Regions from separate parts of the Homo sapiens genome. Here region 1 is linked to region 2. The links are chromatin loops, found by intact Hi-C in ENCODE. Cell type or tissue: endothelial cell of umbilical vein. All regions are shown on one strand. Links, peaks and the distances in the headings refer to the core of each region. The heading gives the core; the rest is flanking DNA. Region 1 overlaps MSN (moesin). Region 2 holds the start of MSN (moesin).

What was found. A loop is a pair of places that touch in the nucleus more often than their neighbours do. Peaks named below come from ENCODE experiments on the same cell type or tissue, not always from the same donor. Only the 100,000 strongest peaks of a DNase experiment are listed, where the experiment ranks them.
Region 1: a loop joins it to region 2, with 5 times the contacts of the local background. A loop is called at or near these places in 17 of 110 quality-filtered maps.

Annotation. Positions count from the first base shown.
Region 1 is chrX:65,717,116-65,725,943 of GRCh38, forward strand. All of the region lies in intron 2 of MSN (moesin), which reads left to right. Among named protein-coding and RNA genes, the nearest start is that of MSN, 54 kb to the left of the region's middle. RefSeq lists a silencer at 5,672-5,966. In endothelial cell of umbilical vein, for the core only: a CTCF peak has its summit at 3,373; a DNase peak (open chromatin) is centred at 3,596; H3K27ac peaks cover 3,733 bases.
Region 2 is chrX:65,665,347-65,674,050 of GRCh38, forward strand. It overlaps MSN (moesin), which reads left to right and starts at 2,308. Exons shown (of 13, transcript NM_002444.3): 1 at 2,308-2,507. The coding sequence starts at 2,496. RefSeq lists a silencer at 2,000-2,329. In endothelial cell of umbilical vein, for the core only: no CTCF peak of the experiment used is centred there; DNase peaks (open chromatin) are centred at 2,245, 2,505 and 3,405; H3K4me3 peaks cover 2,991 bases; H3K27ac peaks cover 5,320 bases.

The DNA.
Region 1 (8,828 bases), core at 230-8,229, 52 kb after region 2:
TCCTGAATAAGGGAGAAAAGAAAATGGTGTATATTCTATGCTAGATGCTTTAAAAATCTTAGCATATGGAGCCTTCCTTTTAACTCTGAAACATGTAAGTGATGTCTTCTCCATTTTAATGATGAGGCTCAGAAGTTAAATAACTTAATTGCACCCAAATGATATTTGGCTGGGATTTGCACTCCACATTGTTGCCACTGCACCACACTGCCTCTGTCCCATGTTTTTGCTTCCTAGTAGAAGGAAACTAACTTACTCTCCCTGAGGTAGTAAGCTCTATGCACATTTCTCTCAAAAGAATGTTGGGACTTAGGACAACATGGGAGTTGATGGATGCAGTAGGAGGCTGCTTCATCTCCTACAGGCATGCCATGAAGATAATTGCTTACTCGCCATAGTGAAGAGGTCATTCCCATCTCCAACCCAAGGGGTGTCCCTTCATTGTGAATCATTATTGTCAGAAAGGATGTACTGTATACTATAATAAACAGATGGCAGCTACAGACATTTTTAGCATTCAAGGGAATGTGCCGTCTGTGGCCAGACTTCTAGGAGCAAAAATGAGGCTCCCATTTCCAGAGGCTGGGACCTCACCAGACAGGCCATTATCCTATTTCTCCACCAGACTCCGATGAAGTGGAGGTCTGAGTTATTGTCCAGGATGTTAGGCTGCATATCACCCTGATGGATTCTCCAGGCCCTCTTGCTTCCCTTTCTTCCTTGCTCTCTGTGTCCTTCTACCATATGAGAACTTCCCCAGGGTTGGAGAGAGGAAGAAAAAAAGAAGGAGGTAGTGTTCAAATAAGCTAATTCTATTCCTGTGAATACTTCTGACTGGTGAGAGAAAAGACAAGAGTAGAATGGAGACAGGGGTAGGAGAGGGCTAGAAATTTGAGGACAGCTTGGGTACACCTTCTGAGTTCTTATTACATAGAGTGGGAAAATTATTGTCTGTGGCTAATACAGATGAGAGTTAACATTTATCCAGGACTCAGTGTATGCTAAGTATTATGATAAGCATTTGACTATCACAAAGCTCTGTGAGTGCATGAATTAGTATGGGCATGTTTTACAGATGAGGACACAAAATCCTCATTTTCCTAGTTAGACCCTGGGAAAATTATTGAACTCTCTGGGTTGGTATCTTCATCCCCTCCCCCCGAGAAATATCTAATACTTACCTCACAGGATTTTTGTGAGTGTGTTATGTTTTGTATCTTACCTGTTACTCAAAAATCTGATTATAGTGGCATATAAGGATGTCCAATCCAAAAAGATAAATTCGAAATAGGTGAGAAAGATAAGAAAACACAAATAGGAAAGAAAGTGTTAGCTGGAAGAAAGCATCCAGCATATGGTAGAGAAGTAATAAATGATAGCTCCCTTTCCAATACCATTGTGCTTCTTGTATTATTAATTGAGCTGGAGTTGACGTGATGTGGTGGCTCATGTCTGTAATCCTAACACTGAGATGGGAGGATTGCTTGAGCCCAGGGGCTCGAGACCAGCCTGGGTAACACAGCGAGACCCTGTCTCTACAAAAAATTTAAAAATTAGCATGGCATGGTGGTGCACACCTATAGTCCCAGCTACTCAGGAGATTGTGCCAGGAGGGTTGCTCAAGCCCAGGAGTTCAAGGTTACAGTGAGCTATGATCACGCCACTGTACTCCAGCCTAGGTGACAGAGCAAGACTCTGTCTCTAAAAAAAAAAAAAAAAAGTAAAGAAAAATAATCTAGAATTGGGAGAATTGGGAGATGGGCTTAATGATCCTCAGAATATCTAACTTCAGATTTAGGTGGAACTTACTTCTCTGGAGTTTGTTTTGTGTTTGTTTTACTTTGAATGGCAAAGTGTAATCATTGATACTTAATTGGTGAAAATACAAATTAGTCTGAGGAATATTTAAATACAAGTTTACTACAATTAAAGTGATGTGCTTACATTCACATAGCTCACAAGTGATTATGGTGCTAGTCTGGAATGACTAAATGCATTCTAATTATAATTGTGCTTTGCATTCTCTCTTCACATGGAGGTTATATTGGAGAACTTTTAAAGGGACAGCCTAGTGAAGTCAAAAGGGCCTGGATAGAAAGTCATGAATCTTGGGCTGTAGGGTTGGCTCTATCACTAATTCGCTGTGATACAAACGTTTCCCTTATTTGGGCCTCAGTTTCTCATCTGTACAATGCCTAACTTGTTTCTCAAATCTGGTTATCTCTCAGAAAATTTATCTCTGGCATTTATTTGTGCATTCCATCTCTCTTTCTCTCCCATTTCTGTTCCTAGTATTGGGATTTCAGACAATCCTTTTCTGTAAAAAGGAGAGAAATGCCTCACCTGAGTATGATCAGCTGCTGGCATATGTGAGGAGGTAGGGCTAGCTGGCAGGGGGATCATCTCTTCCTTGACAGGCTTTTTACTGTCTCTAAGACAAAAGGGAGGAAGTGTCCATAGAACACATAGGCTTTTGGGCCCTTTGCTTTAGACAGCAGTATCATTCTGGGTAGCAGCTATTAGAGAGGGAAGCGGTTAGTCAGTGCAGATTTTACAGACCAGCTGGGAGCCAGAGGCTCCTTTGACATTTACCTATACTCCTTCCAAGAGCCCTGATTCTACTAATTCCCCATCCCAAACCAGATGACGCCATCCTCTACCCTCAACACTGGGGGCTTTGTATATGTGCATTGCAGGGGGATGGCTGTGGAGGATGAGGAAGGCATGATTTGGAGCCTAGTGGGGGCAGAAAAATTCTTGAACAAAGAGGTTTATTAACTTCAAAAAACCTCAATGCCTGGTAGTTTTTTGTTAGTGTTGGTTTGGTTTGTGTGCTGTGGGTGTGGATTTGAGGGAAGTCCAGATAGTAGGGAACCCCAGATAGTAGGGAACCCTGGGCAGATTGGTATGCTAGTTCTGAATGCTACTGCTTCCAAAACAAAGCCTTTGGGAGACTTGGAAACCAAGAAGTCCATGACTTCTCATCATTGTTATCTTGAGAAGTATCATTTATTGAGCACATACTATGGCCTATTCCTGGCTAGGCGCTTTAATCCTCACAATGCTCCTGCCTCTGTGAGGTGAAAGAACATACTCTAGGTCATGTAGTTAGTAAGTTGTGATATGGAATTTTGAATACAACTCTGATCACAAAACTATACTTTTCCTGCACTGCACTACTCTGTTTGGGGTGATTGGGAGTATTCAACTTAGAGAAGACTCAAGGAAGATATGCTTTCTGTCTTCAGACCTCTGAAGGACTATCATAAGAAGGAGGGGGGCAGTCACATTCTGTGAGTCAGAGGGACAGAGGTGGACCCCACAGGTGAGAAAATACAGGGAAAAAGATTTGAACTCAAGGAATTGAGCATTTGGCCCTCTTGAGGCCAAGGCAGGTCAGGTCAGGAATCAGTAGAGTTATGTGTTCATAGGCATTTGGGGGATGTGAGCTCTTCTCTCTCTAACTTGATGAGGCATAAGGGAGGAAGTCCGTTCTGTCTGGCTCTTGGGACCCATCATTCAAGGAGGCCCTCCTGGTAGAGCCTGGGCCTGGGAGGAAGGAGCTAGACTCCTTGGCAGGAATTGGCAAAAGCTTTATGGCCATCCTGGAACGCAGCAGTCATCTGGCCAATGACCAGAGAGGAAGCCAACCAGAGAGGAAGTACTCCTTGGCACCAGCAATAAATAATAGGCAACAATGGGATGCCATAGCTTGAGGAAGTCTAGGGCCTGGTGGGAAAGGGAAGTAGGACTCATAGTTTGTCTCATTTACCTCTCTTCTTGTGAGTGTGCTACAGCTAGAGGGGAGAGAGAACATGTTTTGCTATAGTGATTTTGTCACTTGCTTCAACTTCTAAAGCTTTTGATCTTGGATTACCTAGGTGCCACTAAAGGGCTGTGCTCAAGGACAGAGGTGAAATCTCAAAGCATCGATTCATTCATCTATTTACTGATTCATTTAATATTGACTGAAGGTCTACACTGTCGAACACCATCTCTGTTCTTCAGGAACTTGGAGTTCCTTACCTATAAAAGCATAGAAAGGCACATGCAACTCTCTACCCACAAAGAAAGAAATAAACGCCCTTGAGGTCAGGTTCCATGGGGTGATATATAAAGCATAGGATTTAGAACCAGCCCTGAGTTCAAATTCTGTCCTGTTACTTCGCTGTGTGACCTTGGATGGCTCATTTAGCCTCTCAGTACTTTCCTTTCCTTTGTAAAATGATAATCATGCTAATCTCAGATTTTGTGATTTAATCCTCAAATAAGTAAAATGCCTGGTGCATACCAAGCATTCTAATATTGGTGGTTCTTATTAAGGACTAAAGTAGGTGGCATTGCCCTGAGAGTTCAGATGAGGGAGCTATGAAATCAGGAAGTTCTTCTGGCTCAGTAAAGTACTTAGGACTTGAATACTCTGCAATAAGGACAGTAAACCTTTTTTTTTTTCATTTTATAAAATAACTAACATATATTATAGTAGGAGGATCTCCATCTTACAGATGAGGAACTGAGGCTTACAGAGGTGAAATTATCTGTTTAAGGTCATATAGCTAGGAAGTGGTATAGCTGGGGCTTAAACCAGGGCACATAGCATTTCCAGTTTTTCTAATGCTTTTGATCAACTGTCCTCTGGAACCTTCTTCCACTTTACCTGCTTCCAAAACTTAGAACCCTAGCTAGGTTGGGCATGGTGGCTCATGCCTGTAATCCTAGTGCTTTGGGAGTCCAAGGTGAGAGGATCACTTGAGGCTAGGAGCTTCAGACCAGCCTGGGCAACATAGCGAGACCCCATCTCTACAAAAACTTAAAAATTAGCTGGGCATGGTGGTGCATGCCTGTAGTCCTAGCTACTTGGGTGGCTGGGGCTGGAGAATCACTTGAGTCCAGGAGTTCAAGGTTACAGTGAGCTATGATTGCACCACTGCACTCCAGCTTGGTTAACAGCAAGACCCTATCTCTAAACAAACAAACAAAAAACGATAAAAGAAAGAAACTTAGAACCTCAGCTGAGTATGTTCTCTGTTATAGAGCAGGTGACCACTTGACCACAGGCAATGTGTAATAACAGAAACAGCAATAGTGGTAGCCCATCTTGGTGCTTTCCAGTGGTGCAATAATTTGCTTTCAGGTGGGTGGCTGATGCAGATGCTGCCAAATCTGTAATGGTATCTTGGGGGTCTCAGGTGTTTGGGCATTGATGCAGTTTTGCACATTGTTTCTCACACAGTTCTTCTCTTGTGGCTCCAGCATTACTCCCTCATTCTCCTCTAGGCGTGCACGCTCGTGTGTGTGTGTGTGTGTGTGTGTGTGTGTGTGTGTGTTTGGAGACAAGGTCTCGCTCCGTCACCCAGGCTGGAGTGCAGTGGTGTGATCTCACTGCAACCTTCGCACCCCACAGTCTCAAGTGATCCTCCCACTTCAGCCTTCCAAGTAGCTGGGACCACAGGTGCCCACACCAGCTATCTTTTTGTATTTTTAGTAGAGATGGGGTCTCACCATGTTGCCTGGGCTGGTCTCGAACTCCTGAGCTCAAAAGATCTGCCCCGCCCCAGCCTCCCAAAATGCTGGGATTACAGGATGAGCCACTGCGCCCGGCCATGCTCTGGGCTTTTGAAGTGGCTGATGACATCACTAGTTTGTTTACTCAGATAAATGCATGGGGGATTCAAGAAGAGAATTTCTGGGCTTTTGAAGTGGCTGATGACATCACTAGTTTGTTTACTCAGATAAATGCATGGGGGATTCAAGAAGAGAATCTCTGGGCTCCTAAGCTGACCTGATCTCCGCTCCCCTCTACAGACCTCAGATGTAGGTTGCCTCCACATGTCAAAAGGAGGTAAAGGGTTTTTTTTTCTTGCTTCCAGAAGCTCCTGATAATTAACGAGGATGTACTCCAAGGCAGATCTTTTCTTTTCACTGCACCTCAGTTTTCCATTTTATGTTGCTTGAACCCTGTAACTCTCCACAGTCATGGAGCTGAGTAGAATACACAACCTCCAGTTTCTTAAGCTAGTGTCTTAAAAACTGAAGTCCTACTTTCTTTAGGTGTATGGGGCAGGTTCCAGGAGGGATACAAAGCTGTGAGATGAATGTGGTTTAGTATTCTAGAGCATTAATTTTACTTGCAATAATTTTAAAAATTCATTATTTATGGAGTAGAATATAAAATTTGCACAAATAATTAAACCTGAGGCTTCAAAGAAATTATAGCTGGGTTACAGCCATCTACCTATTATCTCCCCCTACCCCATCCTACCACACCCCCTATGTCCCTTGGGTATATGCATTCATTATTTTCTGCTGCTTAAGGATTTTTTCCATGGGAGCTTTGAGAAATACTGGCTCAGATCCGATAAGCTGGCTGTCGGGTCAAAGGGAGCCAATAAAGAATTTTCTTTTTCCTCAGGGATAGGACCATTTCTCAGAGTGGAATGATAAGGACCCTAGTCACTGGAGCCACAGAGGTTATTCCTGGAACTGGAAGCTAGATGCTAAGCTCTCACTTGAAAATAAGGTTTCTCTTTCCTCTGGAATGGAGGTCTCAACTGGAAGCAAAGCTGGAAGCAAGAAAAACTTGGCTTGGAAAAGGGGTTTAGAGTTGCCTGATAAAATGGTTCACAGCACCCCCATGGGCCTTAGAGATTTCCTTGTAGCCTGGGGTCAGGAGTCATCCATTTTTGTTCTTTGTTCTTTTTCAGTTTCAATTCTGATTTCAGACCATATTTCCTTCCCGCCACGTCCTCAATTTCTCACTTTGAGACTTCAGTGCAGGCTGAGAGATATTACTCATCTCTTTAAGCCCTAGAGCCTAAGGAAGTGGAACATTTATGTTTCTGATTTCTTTATGTTCACAAAGGAAGAGACAGTGCTCAGAGAGATCACCCTCCCTCCCCCCAGCACTGAGCCTGAATTCTCTCTTTTTTTTTTTTTGACATCACTTTAGGTATTACTTTGCCCAACTTCTCCTGAGTTACTCTGGATCTCAGAACTACTTTAGTCACCATGATCCTTCTCTCTCTCTCTCTCTTTTTTTTTTTTTTGAGACAGAGTTTCACTCTTGTTGCCCAGGCTGGAGTGCAATGGCGCGATCTCGGCTCACTGCAACCTCTGCTTCCTGGGTTCAAGCGATTCTCCTGCCTCAGTCTCCCAAGTAGCTGGGATTACAGGCATGTGCCACCACACCCAGCTAATTTTCTATTTTTAGTAGAGACGGGGTTTCACCATGTTGGTCAGGCTGGTCTTGAACTCCTGACCTCAGGTGATCCACCTGTCTTGGCCTCCCAAAGTGCTGGCATTATAGGCATGAGCCACCACACCTGGCTAATCCTCCTTCTCTTATCACACCCCTACTCCCACCCAATAGTGAAACAGACAACGTGGTGCAAAAAGAGGCTAACGGTCTCACTCCTGGGATTTCTGGGACTGGCTGCATAGTCTGTGCCTACCTCACTTCCTTTCAGTCTTGGAGTCTCTTAGCCTCTACAATTAGTCTGTTAGTACAGGCAAAGACCAGTTGCTGCTTGTCTGAGTCCATTTTATGTTTGTTTTGTTTTGTTTTTGTTTGTTTGTTTGTTTGTTTGTTTTTGACAGTGTCTTGTTCTGTCACCCATACTGGAGTGCAGTGGTGCAATCTCAGCTCACTGCATCCTCCACCTCCCAGGTTCAAGCTATTCTTCTGCCTCAGCCTCCCGAGTAGCTGGGACTATAGGCACGCACCACCATGCCCGGCTAATTTTTTTGTATTTTTAGTAGAGACCAGGTTTCACCATGTTAGTCAGGATGGTCTCGATCTCCTGACCTCATGATCTGCCCATCTCAGCCTCCCAAAGTGCTGGGATTATAAGCGTGAGCCAACACGCCCAGCCCATTTTATGTTCTTATAATAAAATACCTGGAGCTAGTTACTTTATACAGAAAAGAGGCTTATTTGTCTCCTAATTGTAGTGGCTGTAAAGTCCAAGAGCATGGCACCAGCACCTGCTCAGCCTCTGGTGAGGGCCTTTGTGCTGTTTCATAATGTGACAAAAGGTCAAGTAATTCACAGGGACAGGGGTCCCCATGACTGAAACACCTCTCATTACATACTACCTCTTAATGATTCTACCTCCCAGCACTGCCACACCGGCAATGAAGCATCAACATGAGTTTTGGTGGGGACAAACCACATCCAAACCATAGCACTGCTCTACTACTTCTGTTCCAAGTCTGTTCTCCCCCCATGACCTAATATCCTGGCCCTCATGGTCCATCTTCTTCTCTTCAGCATCTTCAGTGGGTCTTCTCTCTCTCTCTCTTTTTTTTTCTCTCTCTCTCAGCTGGATTGTTTCTTGGATCTTGCCTTTTCCCACCAATTGCATCTGGACACACTATTCTTCTGCAACCCTGTGGAAAATGATTAGAACTGTTAATTGGGCCTTGGGCCCTGTTTAGATCTAGGATGATATACAAGGTGCTTTAAAAAAATCTTTTCTGTTCACGCCCACCCACTACCTTCATCCTCTGCAAAAAGCCAATATTACATTTCAACATAAGCATTCACATTTCTCCATCTGAAACTTTCTGGCAGTTCCAGCTGCCTATTGACTTAGAGTCAGGGAATCAACTGGCCATTGAATTCTGGAAGCCTTTTGAACTTTCCTCATTACCTCCCACCCCCACTGATCTTTTCTAAACATGTTTCTAATTATCCACATCAGCAAGAGGTAGCTGGGAAATGGGATTGTTTTTATTAACCATTTGCAAAATAACCTTGTAATGTAATTAGTACAATGATAGAACTTAAGAGAAAAAAGAGATCATTGAAGCCATACTCCCCAATTTGG
Region 2 (8,704 bases), core at 1-8,000:
CTCCTGCTGCTGAGGCTTTCTGGTGAGTGCTGCTCTTCCTTGGGGACAACTGCTCATGGAGACTGTTTGGGCTTTCCGATGAGTGCTGCTCTTTGAACAAATGCTTAGCTCAAGGAAATGATCTTGGCAGGGAACTTTGTTTACCCTAGCACACATCAATGAATCTTGTTAGCAGTGAGAGAAACCGAGGCACACTGAATCGTGGACACTGTTGGTCTGGGAAGGCAAAGGAAGAGGATGGAATCAGACTACTGGTTCCTGAGTGCAAATGCAAGACCAGCCCATATGCAATCCTGTTAGGCTCATCTATTGTCCTAGGGAGTATACTTCCTTTCTCATCCCTTTATAATGTCAGAGTGGGAAAGGACCTTGGAAGCCCCGGAGTCCAGTCCTTTCTTGCTACAGAAATGGAAACTCAAGCCCAGAGAGGGGGAGGGAATTACCCAAGGCCACATAGTGGTCATAGGATGAGTTAATGGCAGAGCTATACGTAGAAGCCAGGTGTCCTGACCTCTCAAGTATCCTTTCCATTGTCTCAAACTGGCTTACCATCTGTGGTGCCTTACCTCACAAAGGATACTCAGACCATGCCTTCACATGGTTGCCAGTGGAGAGGAGGAAAAAAGGACTATGGCCAGCCACTTTCAAACTAAAACTCGGACTTATTTTATTTTACTTTTTTTGGAGACGGAGTCTTGTGCTATTGCCCAGGCTGGAGTGCAGTGGCCCAATCTGGGCTCAGTGCAGCCTCCGCCTCCCGGAAGCGATTCTCCTGCCTCATCCTCCCGAGTGCCTGGAACTACGTGCCATCACACCCGGCTAATTTTTTTGTTTTTTTTTTTCGCATTTTTAATAGAGATGAGGTTTCGCCATGTTGAGCAGGCTGGTCTCAAACTCTTGACCTCAAGTGATCTGCAGGTCTTGGCCTCCCAAAGTGGTAGGATTACAGGTGTAAGCCACTGCACATGGTCTCACTTACTATTATTATTATTATTTTTGAGACAGAGTTTCACTCTGTTGCCCTGGCTGGAGTGCACTGGCTCAGTCTTGACTCACTGTAACCTCCGCCTCCCGGGTTCAAGCGATTCTCCCTCCTCAGCCTCCCGAGTAGCTCGGATTACAGGCACGTGCCCGGCTAATTTTTGTAATTTTAGTAGAGACGGGGTTTCACCATGTTGGCCAGGCTGGTCTTGAACTCCTGACCTCAGGTGATCAGCCCGCCTCAGCCTCCCAAAGTGCTGGGATTACAGGAGTGAGCCACTATGCCCGGCTCTCACTTATTTTTTTTGTATAGATATGGGAGGGGGTCTTGATATGCTCCCCAGGCTGGTCTCGAATTCCTGGGCTCAAGCAATCCTCCTGCATCAGCCTCTCAAAGTGTTAAGATTACAGTCATGAGCCACCGCACTCAGCCTAAAACTCAGACTTGACCAGACGACTTCAACAGTCTAGAACACTGCCATCCTGGGATTCTGTGACCTTGACAAGAAGGAGAAAGGGAGCTGGCAGACAAACCCCAAGGGTGTGGACTAGGGAGGTCACATCTAACCTGAGGGAATTATAGCCAGCCCCATCAGGACATCAGAAAGTGAATGTACTGGGAGAGGGGCTAAAGGATCAGGTCACTGATTTGAGGAAGGTGAAGACTGGGATTTAGATGAAGGAAAGATAAATGAGGACTGAGCAAGGATGGGTAGGAAATATGATGGGGAGAGTCCTACGGAAGAGAATGGATGAAGTGTTTTAAGAGGTGAGGCAGTTTAGCCAAAAGAAGAGAAGTTTCCTGTGGACCTGAGATCTTCAGGCCTTTGAGGAGCTGTTAGGGACAACAGGGGATCTGTGTGGCCTCAGGGAGCAGAACTGAGATCCATGGATGGAAGCCATAGAGAAAAGGAGTTCAGACACGGCAAGAACTTTCTAAGAGCCAGAGCTGTCTAGAGAAGGAAAAGATAGGTAGTGAGCTCCCCATCAGTGGAAAGTTGCAGTCAGGGGCTGAGTAAGCATCTGTCAGGGCCCAGGGTCTGGGCCCTGAGTGGGGGTGGGGCTGGAAGGCCAGGACGTGGAAGGCTAGGGGCTGTGACCAGGGTGGGAGAGGAGCCGGGTGGGTCTGGGTGGGGAGTGGTAGCTACCCTAGGTCCGCCCGGGCCCAGCCGGGCCCCCCACGTGGCCGCTGTGGCCTGGCTGCGCCGGGCCTGGCCAGGCGGGGCTGGGCGGGGCAAGGCCAGCGGTCGGCGGGGAGGCGGGCGCGAGGGCGGGGAGCGGCGCGGAAGCCGGGCCACATAAAGGAGCGGGCGGCGCGACAGGGGCGGCTCTTTCCTGGGTGGGGTTTGTGAAGTCGTGGCCCGTTAGCAGGAAGCCTAACAGTCGCCCCGACGCTAGTGAGGGACCCAATCTGAGTCCCCGGCCAGCCGAATCCAAGCCGTGTGTACTGCGTGCTCAGCACTGCCCGACAGTCCTAGCTAAACTTCGCCAACTCCGCTGCCTTTGCCGCCACCATGCCCAAAACGGTGAGTGCCGGAGGTGGGCGCTGTCGACCCCAATGGCTCTGGCTGAGCCTCATAGCCCTTTGCTGATGGCTGAGGGCTTGGCCAGCCACCGGCCCGCCTGGGACGCCGCGCCCTCCGCCATAGCCAAGGGTAGGGAGGGGACCGGAGTGGGATCCTGGTCTGGTGCGCCCTCAGGGGTTGAGGGGGTGTCCAGGCTGGAAGTTTGGACGGGGCGAGGCCTGCCTCTTTCTCAGGTTCCAGTTCCCTGTGTCTGAGATGCAACAGTCAGGACGGCTTCGTTGGGGCCTGGGGTTTCCCCTTTTCCCTGATGGGCCATGGGCACAGAGGAGAGGATTCTGGTCCAGAAGACAACACTTTCCCCAACCCAGGAATTGGCACCTTTCTGGGGCAAGGCTGCCAATGTCCAAGAGGGGACATGGGAACAGAGAAGCAGGGAGAAAGGAGGGAGCCGCTCGGGGCGGATCCGGCACCCCCACTCATCTTTCCCACAGCCTCACCGGGTGGCTCCAGCTGTTTTCCACTAGGAGGTGAGGAGAGAGATGTGAGGAAATCGTCATCGAGGCTGCACCCGAGAGCACCAACACTTATTTAGGCACCAGTCTGAGGAGAGGCCTACCCCATCTCCTGGGAGAGAGGACCGGTTTCTCCCTCCTCTCCACCTCCAAATCCCTGCCCCTCCTATTGCTTAATGCCTCTCTATCTCCTCCTATCCCCTCCGGACTATTTTGTGTGGTGTGGGTTTTCTCGTGGGGCCACACCTTTCTAGAGTGGTGGTTGATTTGGGGATGCGTCTCCACCCCACTGGCTGTTACGAGAGGAACAGAAGCCTCCTGGGAGTGGGGATAGGGGGGCCGGATGCCCAGGAGGGAGAGGGGAGGAGGGGTGTGCCTGACTAATGAGCTCTGCTTGCTTTTGTGCAAGTCATGCCAAATGGCTGCTGAGGCCCTTCCCTTGCTCAGAAAGGCCTGGTGACCACCCTGGCTTGAGTCCCTTAGGCCAAACAGCTTGTTGAGCTGGCCTAGGCAATGCAGTGCTCCCAAACATGTCTCCCCAGGACTGCTTGAGCCTTGTAGAGGTGAGATAGTGACTAGTAGCCTTGAAAAGGGCTGAAGGTCCCCTGGGATGAGAGGAGGAGAGTTGGGGGCCCAGCCTTTTGGGTTTGTGATGAGCTTTGGTTGCCACGTTACTGTATACCAGCCTCACTGCCAAGTCGTTCTTGCCTTTCCAGAACCTTGTCCTTCAGAAACACCAAGTTTTCAAAAAGTATGTGCTTTCACTGTCTATCTCCTTTAAATTGCTTGTGGTTTTAGGACATGAGGCTTTTACACACTTTGTTCCCTAGTCCCCGCCCCCAAAGAGAGAGAGTAATGGTTTTGGAGAGAGGGGAAAATATCCCATTGTCTGCCAAAACAAGATTATAAAGATCCTGTCAGGAGCGGCTCTTTGGGTCTCTCTCTGTGGTTGACTCCTGACTCCTCTTAAGGTGCGGCTTTGCCTGAACAGTTGGGTGGATCTCTGGGAATAGACATTGCTCCACGGTCTTTCTTCTGTAGTGGCATATCTCATCCTCAGTTCTGAGATAGCCCACTTTGAAACACAGCTTCATGGGCCTGGAAGTTGCTTCAAACTTGCATTAACCGTCTCATCTGAGTCAAAGTGGCAAAGAAGACAAGACAGCGTGTTTATTGTTTTCCTGGGAATGGAGAGAGAATGGAGTATAAGCTGTTTGTAGTCAGGCCTGGAGTAATGAGGGTACCTAAATACTGAAGGCATTTTTATGCAGATTGACTGAAACCTGAATCAAATTGGAAGGAGAGGGCTGAATTTTGATAGACTGGAAGTATTAGAGAATTTTCTATACTTTGACTCAAGGAATGGTCAACTTTTAGGAAAAGCAACTATATTATGTCTGTTAAGATCATAGAATCTTAACCTGAAAGGGACCTTGGAGACTATTTAGTACAACTCTCTTAAAAAAAAAAACTAAAACTAAAACAAAAATCTAATGAGGCTATTGAGACCTACAGGGAAAGACCTACCTAAGGGCACATGGTGACTGAGCCAAGATTGGGGTCCAGGCTTTCTGATGCTCATCTCATTGACCCTTTATTCTGACCCAATGATTGAGTTCTTGACATTTGAGTTCCCTTTCTTGCTCCAAACAAATTGCCCACTGTTCTCAGACCTTTATGGTCCTCAGATAAAAGGAAATGAGTAATTTGAGCAAAGTGGCCAAGGTTGACATTTGTGTGGTCTCCTGGTAAGGTTCGGTAGTGTCACCAGGTGCCTTCTGTTACTTTTCTTATTCCTCATACCAAGGCCAAGGTGTTCAGGGGCACACCCTAGTTCACTGAATACCAACCAGTAATTTTAATTAAAAGGGGAAAAAATTTCCCTTTCTCTGCTCCATTTTCATTTATGTGCTTTAGGCTATTTCTAGCGTGTGACAGATGGAGAAAGGTAGTGGAAAATCAAACTCGTTCATTCATATTGCAGCATGTCTACAACCTATCTAGGGTCGGTTTCACTTTTATAGCTAATTGTCCCTCCTAGTCAGCCCAACCTCCCCTACATTTGTTAAAACACGCCAGCCGGGCGTGGTGGCTCCAGCCAGTAATCCCAGCACTTTGGGAGGCCGAGGCAGGCAGATCATGAAGTCAGGAGTTCGAGACCAGCCTGACCAACATGGTGAAACCCTGTCTCTACTAAAATTACAAAAATTAGCTGGGCGTGGTGGTGTGCGCCTGTAATCCCAGCTACTCGGGAAGCTGAGGCAGGAGAATCGCTTGAACCTGGGAGGCGGAGGTTGCAGTGAGCCGAGATCACGCCACTGCACTCCAGCCTGGGTGACAGAGTGAGACTCCATCTCAAAAACAAAAAAAGCAAAAAAACAAAAAAACATGCCTCACTACCCACCGCCACCCTTGCCTTCTTGCCATTCCTTGGACTCTGCTTCTGGTTGCCAGTTTCCTGAGTCTGCTTTAGTAGCCAGAATGGAAAAGCTTATTAATTGCCATCTACATTTTTTGGTGATGATGACAGTTATATATATATATATATATATATATATATATATATATATATATATATATATATATATATTTAAAAAGGCCTTTCCCCCTCCCTACCTTCTTTAATTTTTTTCTTTTAGGATCACAAAGGCTTTGAGGCTTTCTTGGATTTCCTAAAAAAAGAGTGTTTTGAATTTTCGAGATGTTCTTGAGTTTCTGGTTTCCTTCCTTGGGATTTATTAGATGTTAGTATTGAAAAGGCTCTCCACAACTATAAAGTCCAATTCCTCTCATTGTATAGATGATGAAACTGAAACTCATGTTAGGGGGAGACTAACCTAGAGTGATGCAGTATGCCAGTTGCAAAACTAGGACTTGAATCTAGGTCTTAGTTAGAGGGTCAGTCTTGGTGAAACACCTCTTTGATCTGCTGGGGTTTTAGCCATAGATCAACAGATCAGGGGAAAGGCAATCGAGTGGTCATTTGATGGGACCATCAATGTGAGCAGACATAGAGCCTAGATCCTTGAAGTATTTGAAGGTGTTTGGGTCGGCATTCAGCTAAACTTTAACAGGGACTATGTGGACTGTTTATTCTCCTGCCATTCCTAGCATTACTTGAGCCACTCGAGTGGCACTAAAGTGGTACTTGGTAAATAGGAGCCAGATTCTTAGTCTTTTAACCCTTGAACCAGCCCTGCCTACAGACTTAAGTGGGGGGAAAAGGATCAGGAAGAGAGGTCATATGAGAGAGGATCCTGCATCTCTCCACTTGGGTTCTTCAGTTCACTTGGCCCTTTGTGAAAGTGTAGATGATAGAGACAGAGCAGGAACCATCTTGGGAATTTCCTTTACGCTTTTCTTTTAACAGCCCTCTGGGTAGGGAGGGGGCTGGTGGGGCAGGAAGGCCTTTGTGGGACCCACACCAACTAATCTATGCTCTCTCGTGTTAGGCTTGGAGAGGGAAAGGTTGCTCTGTGAGTCAGTGATAGAAGTAGTATTGATCACTAATCTTCTAACTTTCCATTCTCTAGCTGCCTGCAACAGTAGCTTGTTTTAGGGTGTTGTTCTTACTTTTCTCTTACCTCCTCCTCCCATGAAACTACTTTACCGAATGATGGAGCTGGAAAGGACATTTGGAAGTCATCTAGTCTATTTCCCCTGCCTCCAAATCTAATTCTCTCTGGATGAGATAATATGACAGCTACAATTATTCTGAACTCTGTTCTAGTGTTGCATGGCAACAGCCTGTCTTAGGTCCCTTTGTATCTTTCTGGGAGTTTCCCCCACTGGAATTTCTAGACTCAGGGTCCCCAGAGGGGAGAATATCTGGCTACCAACACTACCAGAGTTAGGCCTTTCATAACCATAGCTGCTGGAAATTTGGCATTGTTACAGATTGCTAATAGTCTGTCTCTAATCTTTCAAAGATAGAATTGAATTTATCATGTGCCTCTTTCCTAACTCAGAATCTTCTTTCCCTGCCACCTGCTCTATTACTTTGCTTGCAAAAAGGAAAAAACAGGGTACAGATGTGGTCTCCTTTGGGATAGTCTGTTGGTTCAAGTGAAGGGGGTGGTCTTTTCATGACTGACTGGCTTTGCTGTCCATCCCTCCTTCCATTTCATGCTTGAGAGAGCTGAAAAACTTTTCAATTCCAGGTTCTAATCTGTGGTATAGAAGTTGTCACTTTGGAGGATTAGCTCAGGATTCCATGAATTTGGAAGGTGGGTGCTGGGAAATGGAAAGCATCACTGAACTGAGAATTTTTCTTCTCTTTCCATATAAGAAGAACTTCTCTCCTGTCCTCAGTAAAGTGAGCCAAATGAAGTGGGACTTTAGGCAAGTCCTTTCTTCAGGCCCTCTGTCTCTCCAGCTTGTCATGAGGGAGCTGTACCAGTGATGGGTAAACTCTAGGAATCCCTCCAGTACTGATGTTTTTGAGAATCTTGATGGTATAAGAGCATTGAGTCTCTTATATGTATGTTCATTCCTTCAGACATTCTTTCTTCAACATTTGGGTACCTTCTATGTGCCAGGCAGTATTGGAAATACAAAATTGAACAGCGCTTATTAAAATGTATCCTCTTGTCCCATTATACTCCTTGAGTGCTGTTTCTTCTTAAGTGCTGAGTTCAGAATGGACTGTTTCTCACATGGGAGTTGGTTTGTTTCATTAGTAGATCCAAGAAGAATACTGGCTTGAGTACTCTTGGCCATTTCTTCCCGAGTCATGGGAGAGAAAGGGCTGTGTCTTTCCTTACTGTGGAAAGAAATAAACCAAGTGAGAGTATATTATGAAGACTGTGGGTTGACTGAAAAGCTTTGGACAAACACTAAAAGCCTCATAGATTTTCCTGCCATTCTTCCCACATTTTTCAGTGACCGCCTGCCTGATAGTAGAATAGTCCTTTTTATTTCTGCTGAAAGGAAGGCCCGGAAGCTACTAGATTATGTTTCAGATTTTCTTCTAACATGGTGAGTGTGGTAGTTAGATATATTGGTAGATATTGAGGCCTTCCTAAGGGCTCCTAAACAAACCTCATAAAGTATCTACCACCAGTGAGCTGAGGACTGGCTATTGTGGGGTACAGCTTTTTTTTTTTTTTTGATACGGAGTTTTGCTGTTGTTCAGGCTGGAGTGCAATGGCACGATCTCAGCTCACTGCAACCTCCACCTCCCGGGTTCAAGCGATTCTCCTGCCTCAGGCTCCCGAGTAGCTGGGATTACAGGCATGCGCCACCATGCCCAGCTAATTTTGTATGGGGTACAGCATTTTAAAGGCATTTGCATCTAGGGCAACCCAGAGCTTCCCTAGCCTTAAGCTTTCCTTTAGCTGGTTGTTCTGGATGGGCAGGGTTTCTCACAGGAGTGTTTTGAACCATGGAACAACTGAGCTGGCCTTAAATCTTCTGCCTCAGCCTTTATCTTCTTGATGGGGGCACTAAAGTCCAGAAAAGGGAAAGGATTTGAGTGAACTGGTGATAGTGCCAGGACTAAAACCTAACTTGCTTGGCTCCAGTGTAGGGGAGGGATGGTGAATGCCTACCTTCTAAATGGCACTCACTGTGAGGTGCTCAGTGTCTTCTCCCTCTGTGCTGGTGGTGACATGACCGTGGAGTTATGGCCATGGGAAGAGCAAGTTCCTCTGAGTGTGTAGAGCTGATCTCATGGGTTTCTTTATT